2 separate regions of the Homo sapiens genome follow, and region 2 is linked to region 1. A link is a loop called in an ENCODE intact Hi-C map of the cell type or tissue named here. Cell type or tissue: mammary epithelial cell. All regions are shown on one strand.

Region 1 (8,000 bases):
TTCTCAAGGGCTGAAAAAAATATTAGTGGGAAGAATCAAAGCTGAAGCAATACTAGCTCACTGATATTGAAAACACTGATTTCACTATTTCACATTCACTTTAATGCCCTTGGGGAGCTTCTATATAAAAGAGCCTAAGTCAAAGTGCTCTTTAAAATAAGACCAAAACTTGAGAAACACCGTAAGATTCAATTTTTCCTAATTTTTTAAAGGCAGAATTAGAGAAAAAAAATTTTCATAAACACTAGAGAAGAGTGCCAAAGTTTTATGGTGTAGTTTTCTTAAAAAGCGTTTAAGTTGCCTAAGGCTTATATAAAGATTATCAAAACTCTATTCAAGTTTGTTTCTCTGCATAATAGTGCTGAGATGCTTCTCTGGTAATAAACTTGCTTTAAGATCCTTGGGATCAATACATAGTTGAAATGTTGGGAATATTTCAAAGCATGATAATCAAAAGAAAGACACTGACTAGAAGAAACATTAAATAAATTAATTGAATGTATGCAGAAAAAGTAACTGAGAAGAGATTATAGTCAACTTTATAACTAAATAACATAATGAATTTGTGTCTATAAAGTCTTTCAACAACAAAAATTGTTGTTGGATTGCTAAACCTAACAGTTACTATGACTGCAAAAGCACAGTTCAGTGGGAGAGAAGGGTATATTCTTGCATTAATCTTATGTAGGGCGTATGGTCCCAGTATATTTCACAAAACCCTGAAATACCATGGAAAATTCAATTGCTGTGTACTTATTTTATCCATCCACAGAGCCCATTCAATAGAACCAGTAGCATTCTCAAGCACAGCTTGAGAAACCAAAAGTCAGAGGGTTCTATGATTTTTCCAGGGTTACATAATTAAAAGTGCCAAGATTAAAGGTAGGTTTCATTCTTTCCAGTGTAGCCCAAAACAATAAACACCTTTGCTGATGCTTAGTTGAATAGTGCTTTTTAGTCTTAATTTGCCAACTCAATTTTTCATTCTTTTAAAATGTGCATTAATACTTTGAAGCGACAAGTAATATTAGTGATGCTCACCCACTACTTTAACAAGTAGAAGGCCATACAGATTAAGAAAACAAAAGAATATATTTGACTATAAAAATATCTAATCTCTGAGCAATTTTAGATGCTTTGTCCACAAAAAGTGGGTATAATTTTATTGGATGATTCAGATCAGGCCTTTATAATTATTTAAGCGTTTATTCATAAGGAAAAGATTCTACCCTTAAAATATCTGAAAGGCTTTTTTCACATTAGTTAGTCTTGCATTCAACAAATATTTTTGAGCACCTACTCTGTGTCCGATAGTAAACAAAGAATTGAAGAAAAAAAGACAAATTTTCCTTACATTCATTTGCACTAGGGCGAAGGTATACAGAAAGTAAACAGTATCTATAAGTAAAATATACATTATATGGTGATAATTAGAATGAAATAAAATAAAAGAAAGACAATAAGAAACTTTGGAAGAAGATGCTGCAATTTTAAATAAGGGCAAATCTTAATGGGAATGAGATATTTATTTGAAGAACTAAAGGAGTCAGCAAAATGGGTTATACCACATATGAGCAAAGAAATACCTAGGGAAGTAAACAACAAACACAGAAGTCCTGAGGATGGGGTGTGCCTGATATGTCCTGGAAGAAAGGAGGAGAGGATGGAGGAGTGTTAGGAGATGAGATGGAGAGTTAGGGATGAGGAGCAGCAGGCCACATCATCCAGAGTCTTAGAGCCCATTTTAGTGAATGTGGATTTTACTCTAAATGCGATAAGAAGTCATCTGATGGTGTAGAGCTGAAGTAACATTACCTGGCTCATTTGAGCGGATTTCTTCAAAATAGACTAAAAGGGTAAGGGCAAAAACAGGAAATAGCTAGACTGCCTCAATAATCTAAACAAGTCATGCTGAATTTGGATTCTAGTAGTTAGAGTGGAGATGAAGTCAGTGGCTAGATGCTGCATAAATTTTGAAGACACAACCATCAGGAGCAGATAAGTGATTACATGAAGATTTTGAGAGAATGACAGGAGTCAAAATTGACTCCAAGTTTTTTGGCTAAAGAATTGAAAGGATGACCATTACATGAGGTGGTTAAAGATAAAGGCCTATTATTTAGGCTCTGAGTGCTTCTTGCCTATAGTAATATTTAGGATAACCTGGCTTTTTGTTTCTTGACATTTATTTTTCTTATTTGTTGGTTTAGCTCCAAGTTATTTTAAAACATCTTGTGCATTACATCATATAAATAATAAATATCTTCATTCTCTTCACATTTCTTCAATATGGTCATACAATAAATGAATAATGATATTTTAACTTGTATTTTTGTCTGCAGTTTGAAAAGATTGGTAATTTTAGGCTCACTGAAGAATCAGCCCCTTTCCACCACGCCTGCCTTTTTTCCTTTATTTTAGCCATTGACTTAGCAATTTTTAGAGAGGAGTGAAATGTTAACTGGCCAATTTTAAGTTTCCTGAAATCTCTAAGGGATAGGATACACAGAGAGATACAGATAGCTCTTAAATAAGTAATAAGCAATATATTTGACTTTTTTTTTCTTGTATTTGTTAAAGGACAATAGTGAGTTTGGGAAACAATGTAATTTTTAAATGGCTCTAGTCATGAACTGGAAGGTAACAAATGACAGAAAGGAAGTTAAGTTAGTACCTACACAATTATTGAATAGCTTAGTCCTTTGATAGAATCATAGAATCTACTTGAACCTCAGCTTTCATAATAATTGCCATGTATTTGTTTTGCTCTTTAAAATAAAAAAATATGAAAATGTGTGCAAAAAACTGAAGATACCTGAAAAATATCAATGTTAGCTTATAACTCCCACTCCAACAGACATGGACCCAACAAGCGAAAAAAGTTTAGATGACTGAAAAAGAAATAGGTGGTACAGTCTATTAGCCTCAAGTATGAACCAGTTATACTTTATTCCTCTTCTTTATGCTTCTTTATTTACCTTTCATAGAAGTTATTTCCATTTCCATTACAAACCATTTAACTAACATCATTTCTACACGTCTAGTGGCAAAACTCTTGCAGCTACAATTTTTACCACAATAATTCGGCCATTAGTAATCATAAAAATGAAGTAAATGTCAGAGAATATTACTACCAGTTGTCTCATTGTACTGAACAACCATGAACATTTGCTGATTTTCATATTTTATCTTAGTTATTTTTAACTTGAAAAACTTGTTTCAGATTATTTTTAAAAATTAACAATGTAAAGAGTGTAGGCAAATTGAATGTACTAAAAAGGCTTGTACATAACATCTGTGTCCAGCACTGTACTTTTAATTGTTGGAGTTAGAACCAAATAGTGTTGTAGTAGATATAGCTAAGCAGAACTCACTGAAACTGAATAATTAAGTGTACTCTTAAAATTTTACTAAATCAGAGAAAAAATTACTAATATGAAAATCAGAAAACAAATGTGACTTTTCTATTTCAATGGAAAATTTAATATTATAGTTTTCAGGCAAACACAAAAATCAAATTTCTTAATTCAATGTTGTTATAGGTAGATATTAGAGGAAAAGTTCTGAAAATATTAAGAAAATTATATGTTGTGCATGCAACTGACCTACTATTATTTTTCTACTGAATATAATGCTAACAGCCAAGTCATATATTTCTCAATAGCAGTGCTTCTAAAAATTTTATAAAGTAGCTTTGATAAAAACAGCCCAAAGAGCCATATAAGATTACTACAATATTTTTCATTTACTGTTTTTAGCTGTAACATTTTTCAGCAATAATATTAATTTCCCAAAATTTTACAAGTTTCAGAGTGTACATGTTTTGCAGCAAATTTAAATCAGGAATATTCAGATTAGTAATTTGAAGTTATATAACTTGAATGCCATCCCTATGACAGGTTGAAACATGTGATCAAAATTTAACCTAACTTTGGCATCTACTATTACATCAAAATTTGTTAACAATAGATATAACATTCAAGAAAAAGTAATCCCTATTATTTGATTATAAGTTTGTCATTTTTTATAGCAAAAGTAATTTACAGGACATCAAGACATCTTTCTCTGAAACTATATTCCTAACAACCAGTCACGGTCCCTTCACAATCTAGCTAGAGCCCATGTTCTAGATTGAGTACCTATTTGTTACTAAAACGCAAAGGATATCTTGGTGAAGTAAGCTATTGTTTGTTATCAATGTACATATTTGAACAATTTAGTTATTTTTTTCAGTTTTAACTTGTCATCTCATTGAAAACAAATCATTTTAATAGAAAATCGTGATACGGATTACCTGAGAGCCCTGCGCAGCAATTAGAACAAATATAGTAGGATTCTTAAGAGGAAAATAAGTAAATGTAAAGGCAAATTCTTATACTTTAAAATTGTATCTAGATCTCACTGTGTCTTTTTCCCACTCTACCTAACATCAGAAGGTAATGCAATCACACACTTTCTTTACTAATGTTTTTGCTTAGTCTAGTTACCCAAACACCAATGTCTGAGACAAAAGATTGTTTGTAAGAGCAGAAATGAGGGACTGGAGAAGTGATCCAGGGTAAGAGAGGAAGCTAATGTACTGGTGCATTACTGACTTAGCCACCACTGTGTATCATCAGTTCTGAATACTGCTGGGACCTGTTGAGGAGCCTTGAGAAAAGTATCTCAGAATTATGCCCCCTAGCGGTAAGAAAGGGAAACATTTATTTGTCACCCTCCCTCATAGATAAAGGATTGTTCCATCGGACATTAACATTTTGGTACTTCCTAGTTGCATGTGTGAAAGACCTGAAGTTCCTACATGAATATGAAGTTCTTACATTATAATGTCAGAGAAAAACCAGGGCAAGAAGAAAGAGGTGCGGAGTATGTGCTTAGCATGAGAAACTCTTAGGTTCTACTCACTCAAAACTAGTTGCCACATCTCTGCTAGTAATGAGATGAGGCCAAGAAGATTTGAAGCGCATTGAAAAGGTATTTTATACAGTCAGCCCTGTGCCTCGCTTAGATATGTAGATAGGTTTATGCTCTCCATTAACCCCGATCCATCTTATAGTACCCTTCAGCCTGATCCAAATTCTATGAGTTTCATAAAAGACAATTATTGTGACTAATTATAATCTCTGTTCCTACAGCTCACTCATAGTCCTTAACTGATATTTCACCATTAACTCTGTTTGTCTTCACCATGTGTTCTAGGTTTTTTGAAACTTTATTTCTTATATCAGCCTATCAAGTGTTTTTACCTGGTTATGTAACAAAATAATAGTCTCTCAAAAATCTAACTCCTCAATTTCCTTGCCCTTTTTGGGCCATGATTGCTGTAAGTACAGGACAGTAAGAGTTAGGATGAATAGACCCATCTTACATTCACTTCTTGATTCCTAGAGGAATGTTTTTCAGGATCTGGTACAACATATCAGTCATTGGCTCAACATATGTACAACATCTTGGAAAACAAAATTCCAAATCTTAGTGGTAGTCCCTGAGCTGGTATCTTAGCTAAGGCTTAATAAAGTCAATCTATGGCTCTATCAACGTAGATGTTTCTGAGTGATGAGATAGATGGGAAGACCCACAGATCCCACAGTCATGTGCATATTGTAGAATCTCCTTTATTACAAATTGAGTTCCTCGTTCCAAAGCAATGTTGTGTAGGTGCCATACTACTAAGTCAGAACTGTGTATCCCCTTATATAATGGTGCTGTCCAATAGCACTTACTACCAATAATGGGGCCTCTGTTGTCATATGTGTAGTAAGTAACAGAGCATCAATATCCTGAGGGTATACTTTCTAGGGCTACTCCCAGTACCAACCCTTTCACCAAAAGCAGAGCCTGGGACAAAGATCTATAGTTACGTAATTTACTTTGGAACACTGGAGAGTTGGAATAAGAAAAGGAAGTAAAACCAATACAAGGAGTTCTTACAGCTAAGGGTGACTCATCACATGATGCCACCAAAACATTCTGAGATGCCTAATAAAATGTACCTTAAAACTATCCACCCAGTGGAAAAACAAGAGAATTAATCCGTGGGCTCCTATCCCCCATTGATAAAGTGCTGCCTCAAGGAATGTCAACTCCCTCACACTTCTAAGTACTGTATGCATGAGGCTCAAAGAATTCCTGTAGGCTTCCCGGCTGGCTTCCTAAACTTTGTCTTCAGAGAAGCCATGGAGCAGGAAATGTGAGGTGCAGAAAATGTAAATAAGGCAAAGTGCAGTCAGGCTATCTTGTGCAAAGCTTGTTGAAGTACACAGAACCAATGCACCATGGCTGGGATACTGAGTGAGGTAGGGGCAAGAAGCTATGAAGCTGGCACAAGGGCTCTTCAGAAGCTCATTGCTCTCCAGTGGTTAAGATGGATGTAGTGAAAGTGAAGGGTCATTCTGTAGTTACTCTATCAATATGACTTTGTCTTCCCCCAAGGTGAATCAAATTGAGCCTTCAATATACCCTACATATATCCAGAATTGTATAACTATAACTTAGGAAGGCATTAACTAATGTACTACTTTAAGACAAAAATAGCATTTAGAAGACATGTCTTTAATACACAGCAATTTGGAGTTATTTTAGGTCCAATGAGAAGACTTTTTCAACTAAAAGTTAGTAGATGACCTTCCTCCAAAAATAATGTAAACTAAGTATGAAAATTGGTTCATCCTCCTTATAAATACTTTCTATCTTCTTGTAAACACCTCAAAGCTAACAACTGGGGGTTGAATGTCATGTAAGAGAAATTCATGTTGTTTAATGTTTTTGCAACACTGGTTTGATGAAATAATTGGTGGCTTTTCTTGTTGTTTTCCCTTTTACATTAAAGTTAGACACATTAAAGGTATAATAATATCTTTTTATTTCATTGGATTTTTATCATAATTATTGGGTGAAATAAGACATTAAACTAGTTAACTGATTTTTGCTGTCCCATAGGCTTATCATTTATTCTGATTTAGTAAAGACATAAGGTGGCTTTATTTCATTTATTAGAGATGGATGTTATTTACCCTTCCATGATGTACCTGGGGCACTGAGATTTGGAATAAGGTGTGCAAATTGAATTATTATCGCAATATAGTTGTCCTTCTGTACACCTTCCTAGGAATATTATAATGTATTTCCTATACTCAGTAACATTAAAACATTTTTATGTAAAAACTTCCTTTTAAGAATAATCAAAATAATATGATTGGAATGCCTACTATGTGCCGTGGACTAAACTAGATTCTGGGAGAAAAATAATAAATACAACTTGGTCCTTTGCCCTAAATGTCTAATAGAAAATTTCTATTCACTTTGTAAAACTTACCATTATCTTTACATTATAATTTCATGACACTATAGACATACACTTTTGTTTTCTCTGACACATGTTCAATTTGAGACTAGTAGGGTAGATTATCTAATTCTTAATAGTGATATTTTCTCCCAGACATATCCAACCAAACTATGCATCATTTTAACCATCCTACAGCCACATTCAAGCAAATACTATATTCTGTGCATATGTCTTTCACTTGTGCCCTTGAATCAATTGGTTTGATTTTATCCTCCCTCTTATTAAAGCAGTACAGGTTCTCATGTTTTATAGCAAGACTATCAGTGTCTTCTTTTCTTGCTCTTATCTTCTATGTTTCTTTCTAATGAACATGATGGCCAATAATTGGGGTGACCATACATCCCAGTTTTCCTGAAACACTCCTAATTTTTCCTATTGCGACAAATGAAAGCAGTCCCTTTCACTCTAAAAAAAAAGATCCAATTAGGGGATAAGTTGCATGGCCATTCTACCTACAATAATACTATGTTCATCTCGGTCACCCTATTCTTTTCAAAGTCTTTCAATGGCTAAGGCAAAAAAAAAATTTAAATAGGATCCAAAACTTTCTGTAATTTTACCAAAATCTATCCTTTAAAAACTTTATTTAACATGTTCTCCTTTTTAAACCTACCTAAATCATTTTCCAAGTTTAATAATTTTGATGGTGAACTCA
Region 2 (8,000 bases), 1.7 Mb before region 1:
AGTTTGGCAGAAAGAAGTGATAAACATCATGGAACTGTGTCACTGCATGGGGGTTGTGGAGCAAAGATTTTAGAGAAATTTTCAGTTCCAATACTAAATTTTTCACTAAATTGCAAACAAAATTGGCTTAGCTGAATGCGTTATGGTGTGCATATACAGTGGAATAGCATGTAGCCCTTCGACAAGAGGACATTTAATGATATGGAGAAATGCCCACAGGCGTTTTGTTCAAAATAAAATGTTTAAAATAAAACTTAAAAAATCGAAGTTTCTAAAATATGAGTCAATATTTTTTCTTATCTTTGGATGTATTCATAAGGAAAACATCTATAAAAATACCTCAAAATATTAGTATTTGCTAATAGGTTGTTTTATTGACCAGTAAAATAATTGATAGTTGCTGCTTTTTGCTTCAGAAACATAATGAGTCAATGCTATTCATAAATGTTTGTATTATTTAAAATACTCCTCTCACATCTTAAATACATGTGTGTGAGCTGCGAACATGGCTTTCTTTATCTGTGCATACTTACACAATACTTATCAGGTGGAAGAGTGTCTGATATTTGTTAAATGAAATGTTTTTGGGAAAGTAATTACACAATTTTGTTTTTCTGTAAAGGGGAAAGAATTGGAGAATGTGACAAACAACATCACTTAATGGTGCCTGGAATGCTTTCTTGTTTGGGTATATTTGTCATGGCTTTACTTTTATTTAACTGGAGATACTGAATTTGTATCCTGACTTTTGCGAGGTTAATTTCAGTTATTAATTAATGTTACTGAGCGTATTCTGCTATGCACTCGCTCTCTGCTTTCAGTTCAGTATTTTATCTACAAATTAGACAAGGATCTCATACTAGAGTTCAACTTGGAGTTCCAACATGCCCTGACATAAACATTGAAAAGCCTTAAACATTAAAGAATTTGGTTGTCTTGTCTATTTTGGCCATGGAAACTGCTGGAAGATATCAATTCTACAAGCATATGCAAAAATGCTCAACATCACTAATCATTAGAGAAATAAAAATCAAAACCACATGTGATACCATCTCAGAATAGTCATGATGGGTTTTTTAGAGTCAAAAAATAACAGATGCTGGTGAAGCCAGGTTGCAAAGAAAAGGGAACACTTTCTTATACACTGCTGGTGGGAACATAAATGATCTCAGCCATTGTGGAAAGCAGTTCAGCGATTTCTCAAAGAACTTAAAACTGAGCCACCATTTGATCCAGTAATCCCATTACTGTGTATATACCAAAAGGAATATACATTATTCTACCATAAAGACACATGCATGTTTATGTTGATCGCAGCACTATTCACAATAGCAGACATGGAATCAACCTAAATCCCCATCAATGGTAGAGTGGATAAAGAAAATGTAGTACAGATACACCATGAAATACTATGCAGCCATAAAAAAGAATGAGATCATATCTTTTACAGCAACATGGATGGAGCTGGAGGCCATTATGCTGAGTGAATGAATGCAAAATCAGAAAACCAAATATCAAGTGTTCTTATAATTGGGAGCTAAACATAGAGTACACATGAACACAAAGAAAGGAACGATAGAGCATGTGGTCAACTCAAGGGTGGAGTTGGGTGGAAAGGGTGAAGATCATAAAACTACCTATTGGGTTCCGTGCTTATTACCTGCATGACAAACCTGTATGACCTGTACACCAAACCCCTGTGACACACGATTTACCTATATAACTAATTTGCACATGTGCCTCTGAACCTACAATAAAGTTAAAGATACCTGTTTTATATACATTTTTGGATAGCTAATTAAAATACTCTTCTAATTTTGTGGTTTCTTCTCAATTTCACATCTGTATCGCCCCTTCAGAGACACCTCACATTCTTCTTGTTATCACAATTCTCTGCATTGTTTTTGCACATCCTCCACCATCTCTTTTACTGTGATTCTTTCTTTGTGTCTTAGTATCTTTCAGCCCTTCTCAGGCAGTTGGTGCAGCAAACGTCATGAATATCAGTGGCCCATATTCATTAATTTGGGACATCATTTCTTTTGTCTTTAAGATATTTCTATTGTGTTTTGTTGTTATTATGGTATCTTTATGTAATCACTATGCTACTGAAAGTAAGAGTTTAATTTGTTAAATGCTAGCTGGCTTTATTGTATATGAATGAATAGATTGAAAATATCATGTGTCTGGCTCCTTTCTTCCTTCACTTTTTCCTTCTTTCTCTTTCAATCCACAAACATTAAACCGTGCAGTTGTTAAAAAAACCAGATGCCAAAGCTAAACTGATAGTGTTTAAATCCAAACTGTGCTCCTAGTAACTGTGATCTTGGATAAATTCCTTAATTTCTCTGAGTCTCAATTTTCTCATGTATAAAATAAGAATAATTACAGCAGTTGTGGCAGCTAGAATAATGACTCCCTAAAGATGCTCATGTCCTAATCATCAGAACCTGTGTGCTACTTCACATGGCAGAAGGGATTTTGCAGATGTGACTAAGCATCATTAGAAAGGGAGGTAATCCTTAAAAGAGAAATAGAGAGGAAGGAGAGTCAGAGCAGAAGATGTAATGGAGGCAGATAACCAGAGTGATATAGCATGATAAATACGTGACCGGCTATGGATGACTTTGAAGATGGAGAAATTGAGCCTGAGCCAAAAATGTGGGTGGCTTCTGGAAGCTGGAAAAGGCAAGGAAATTGATGCTCCTTTCTTCCTTGCAGAAAAAACACAGCCATGCTGACACTTTGATTTTATCTCAGTGAGAGCCATTTTGGAATCCTGGCCTCTGGAAGTATAGGACAGTAAATCTGTGTTAAGCCACCAAGTGTGTAATAATTTGTCATAGCAGTAATAAATGACTGTTATAGTAGGACTTCTAGAAAATATGAGAGTTAATATTAGTAAAACAATTCAAAGAATATCTTGCTTATAATAAGCTATACAGATACGTTTTTGTAAAATACATAAGTAATATAACTAAAGAAATAAGTATTGAGAAGTATTGAGTGTCTTCTACAAGCACTTTACCCACAGGTAGACAGAAAATATGTATAAAGAATTGGCCCTCCACATATTGCGTGTGTGTGTGTGTGTGTGTGTGTGTGTGTGTGTGTAATAGCTCCTGAGGTACCGAGGGGTTTGGCACATCCGTGTACAAAATGACAGGCACATGCAGTAGGTACCATCTGTAGTTGCTTTAATGATGCTCTTCTAGTACTTTTAGATATAATTCTGTGAACATAATGCTCACCTCTGAATGGTTAAATACTGAGAAAGAAGAAAGCTTTCAGATCTTTCTATAAAACAGTACTTTCAGTTCAGAGAGCTGGTTTCAGTTCAAAAACCCCCAATTTAGTTTTAGAGAAAATCCCCAAAGTATCAGTGTACACAGAAGTGCTTGAATAGAAAAAAAGCCTTGACTTCTGAGAGGAAGTAAAAACTGCACTTGAATAATCACCAATCCTCTCAGAAAAGTCTGCAGAGAAAACCTGATGCAGCTGGCCCACTTAGGATCGACTTTTCAGGTGTTCTTCTTCAGTGAATAGGTTGCAGATGTCAGTATAATCACAGCAGATGGCTATCCCTCTTAGTTCTCAGAGAGCGGTGCTCTGAAACTCCCTCTCTGCCAGTTGGGCTGACTCAGTACTTTTGTGACTCCAATTACTATAGCCGTGCAATGCCAAACCACATGCCTGACTCTTGGGAGAGGAGCTGTTGTTCTCTTCCCTGACCTGCTTGAATGACAACCTAGAAACACAGACATGAAACATGCCTCAAGAGATACGAAAAAATTACTTCAAACACCCACAGCCCAGAAACAGATTAGGAAAAACTGCAGTTCTTGGGGGTTCCCTTTGGAGAGATGATCAAGGAGATTATCTCTATTCTCAGAATACATAGTATTTTTCAGGACATCAATAATTTAGGGAAACTGAAACCCTGCTAGATCATCATTATATATTTTTCAGAAAGATCTATCTATATGTTTTACTATAAGTACAGTTTGACTTCCAGAAAATAGAAAAAAAAATCTTCAGTTTTCCAGTACTAAAACTAAAGAAAAAAACTCAAAAAGTATTTTATTTGCATTTTAGAGAAAACCTGTGTGTATCACTAATTTATTAAGTATGTAATTTTTACTAAGCACTGTTCTACATGCATCATTTTAATCATCGTAACTTGCTCAAATATGTTGATTCAATGGTGTGTACCTCATAGATAGGAATTTCAAGATATATGTAAAAACTGTTTGAGGATAAACACAAGTCCAGATTTGTCTAACTCCAAAGCCTTTGCTAGTAGCAATTCAACAATTCTGTCTTTAAGAGCCTTTTCTGGGGACAGTATGATTATCCAAAAACACACAGGGCAAAATTTCAAATAGGAAGGAAAAATTCACACAAACACATACACCTATGTGTCTACTCCTAAGAGTCTGGTATTTCATATTTTCTCTGTGACCTTATCTGTTACATCTCTGGATATTGAACTTGACTGTGCACAGCTGCTTTACTAAATATTAAAAACCCAGAGGAAGCACAGAGAAGCTTGCACCACAGAGGGCCCAACAGTGCCTTTATCAGAAGGCCATAGTACTAAATCAATGTAACCAAAATGTACTTTCATCTCAAAGTGCTCAAATCAGAGAAGTTACTTGAAAAATGCAACACATTTATCTTCCAGACAACAGATTCCTGGTGGGTTACTCCTCCATTCTCCCTAATCTGTGTGATTTCAGTCCACCAGGGGGTGCCAGAGCAACAAGGAGAGCAGTGCAATTCCAAGGAAGGGGACATAGATTTTCTTCTAAATATGACTGATCCATGAAGAAAAGTGTCTCCTATTGGCAAATTCCTGATAAACTGATACTTTACAAAAGTCCATGGTTTTTATTTTAGTTAAGGGAAAATAAATCTATTTTATATATTCATGTGCTATTTATGTATATAGATAGTTCTACAACTTTGTTTATCTGTTAGAATATTTTTTCCTGCCAAATTTGTCAGACTTATTATCAAGAGGTAATTCATTTCGCTTTCTGCCTTTTTTTTTGCCGTTTAATATGGCTCCTAACAGAAAAGCAGAAAAGGTCTGCTAAAATGATGGGAGGCATATAGTAAAATTGGCTACATAACAATAGAGGTAGTGGTGTTTGGGGGAAAAAAAAGCGTTTTTAGAAAATATGTAAACTTCTTAGAACTCCACAAAGTAGATACTACTTATAATAGTATTGCTAAGAAATTTTATAAAGTGAAAGTTCTCATTTCATGTATCTCATTGCACCACTGATTTTTTAAATATGGTTTCTGTTTTTATCCTTTTTTGTGTATATTTGTGGAAGTGTACGTGTGTCACATGTCTGTCATATAATATATGTAGCATATATATTTTATAACAATAGATTTATACTATGCGTGTATGTATAATTTGCACAGTTTCTTTTTATTCACTTCATATATCATGAACATCTTTCTACATTAGGACATAAATAACAAGTTCGTTTTTTCCATAGCTTTATGAAGGGATAATTGACAAATAAAAATTTGTCAGACTGTACTACCCCACTTTAGGTTAATTGCAACTACTTCATGTTAATTCTTTTATTTTACCTGACTTTAGAGCAGTGGTCCCCAAACTTTAATCTGCATATGGATCACCTGGGTATCTTATAAAAATAATAAACTAGAGCTGTCTAATTTTACAGGTAAAGCTATGCCAAGAATTCACTGTTTTTATTATAATGCATTTGATTTTAGCACACTGGTGACAAATGGCTCAAAGAAGAAAAAAAATATATTGTAAAGAAACACACACAGCAAGCCTCAGGAAATGTATGATCCAGGGCAACTGTGAGGGGTTCAGCCTAAGAAATTCTTAGACCTTCACTGTGGTATTTTGTCACTAATCAGAACTTATTTACAATTTACTAAATCAGTATGCTTGTGCTATCCAGTTCAACATCCCAAATGAAGTAACTATATTGTTTGTTGACTGGCAATTAAATAATTTTCCATGGGCCAGATGGTCACATTTGAGACAATAAGCTATGATTATGGAAAGGGGGTTCACGAGGTATGACATTAATCTCAGATCCATTCTTTTAATCAAGCACACATAGGTTTCAATTCTTAAAGGATAAATTATGGGCAGAAGGAGCAAAACAAAATGCATTTCATATAAATTTTCTTCTTGTTGTTTTGTTTGGTTTTGTTTTGTTTTCTAGTAGCAACTTTGTTTAGCATTCCGTAGGTTGCTACAGTAAAAATGAGCATGGTGCAGATTGCTATGGCAGGAAACTACTATAAAGCAGACTAACCTGGCAGTGTGGTTTTGGGCACATGATCTCAGCTAAAACTATGGCACTGAGAGTCAATATGGAGCTGAAGTTAATTGAGAAGACTAGAATCCTTTTGGAGAAAATAGAGTAATCCCAAAATTCCTACAAGGTTTCCAGGTAGCTTCATGGGAATCTCATGATAAGATAAAAGAGAATAAATTATAGCACATTAAAACTTCCCCCCAAATTTTAGAGTTAACTAATCCACTTCATTGAGCCCTAAACTTATTATGTACTATTAGTTTTGAATTTCAACTTTTATTTTAGATATAAGGGCCACAGGTGTAGGTTTGTTACATAGGTATACTGCACCCAGGTAGTAAGAATAGTACTCAATAGGTAGCTTTTCAGCCCATGCCCCACATCATCCCTCCTGCCACTGGTGGTCCATAGTGTCTGTTGTTTCCAGGTTTATGTTCATATGTGCTCAATCTTTAGCTCCCACTTATAAGTGAGAACATGCAATATTTAGTTTTATGTTCCTGTGTTCACTTAAAATTATGGCCTTCAGCTCCATCCATGTTGCTGCAAAGGATACGATTTCATTCTTTTTTATGACTGAATAGTATTCCATTGTGTATAAATATCACATTTTCTTTATCCAACAGACCATTACTAGGCATCTAGGTTGATTCCATGTCTTTGCTATTGTGAATAGCACAGTAAGAAGCATATGAGTTCATGTGCCTTTTGGGTATAATGATCTATGTTCCTTTGGGTCAAATTGGTGGCTCTGTTTTAATTTTTTTGAGAAACCTCCTAACTGCTTTCCACAGTGGCTAAACTAATTTATACTCCCACAAACCATGTGTAAGTTTTCCTTTTCCTCTGCAGCCTCACCAGCATTTGTTGTTTTTTAACTTTTTAATAATAGCCATTTTGACTGGTGTGAGATAGTATCTCATTGTGCTTTTGATTTGCATTTCTCTGCTGATTATTGATGATGAGCATTTTTTTCATGTTTGTTGACCACTTGTAGGTCTTCTTTTAAGAAGTGTCTGTTCATGTCCTTTGCCCATTTTTTAAGTGAGGTTATTTGTTTTTTGCTTGTTCACTTAAGTTGCTTACAGATTCTGCCTATTAGATCTTTGTCAGATGCATATGTGGTGAGTATTTTGTCCTATTCTGTAAGTTGTCTGTTCACTCTCAGTTTCTTTTGCTGTGCAGAAGCCCTTTAGTTAGGTTTCAATTGTCAATTTTTGATTTTGTTGCAATTGTTTCTGGGGACTTAGCCAAAAATTCTTTCCCAAGGTTAATGTCCAGAATGGTATTTCCTAGGTAGGATTTTTGCATATGGTGAATGGTAGGGGTCCAGTTTCATTCTTCTGCATATGGCTAGGCCATTATCCCAACACCCCTGGGAAAGAGAGTCCTTTCCCCGTTGCTTGTTTTTCTCAGCCTTGTAGTTGATCAGATGGTTTTAAATGTGTGGCTTTATTTTTGAGATTTTTATTCTGTTTTGCTGGTCTGTGTGTCTGTTTTTATACCAGTACCATGCTGTTTTGGTTAATACAGCCTTATATTAAAGCTATATTAGTTTGAACATATAGTTTGAAATTGGGTAGTTTGATGCCTCTGGCTTTGTTCTTCTTGTTTACAGTTGCTTGGGCTATTTGACCTCATTTTTGGTCCCCTATGAATTTTAGAGTAGCTTTTTCTAAT

Evidence for each region. Hi-C counts contacts between places; a loop is a spot of excess contacts. Peaks named below come from ENCODE experiments on the same cell type or tissue, not always from the same donor. Only the 100,000 strongest peaks of a DNase experiment are listed, where the experiment ranks them.
Region 2: a loop joins it to region 1, with 18 times the contacts of the local background. A loop is called at or near these places in 2 of 110 quality-filtered maps.

The regions. Positions count from the first base shown.
Region 1 is chr14:43,890,055-43,898,054 of GRCh38, forward strand. No RefSeq gene overlaps it. Among named protein-coding and RNA genes, the nearest start is that of LINC02307, 490 kb to the right of the region's middle. In mammary epithelial cell, a CTCF peak has its summit at 4,670 (motif pointing left); no DNase peak of the experiment used is centred here.
Region 2 is chr14:42,219,738-42,227,737 of GRCh38, forward strand. No RefSeq gene overlaps it. Among named protein-coding and RNA genes, the nearest start is that of LRFN5, 620 kb to the left of the region's middle. In mammary epithelial cell, a CTCF peak has its summit at 4,746 (motif pointing right); a DNase peak (open chromatin) is centred at 3,664; H3K27ac peaks cover 293 bases.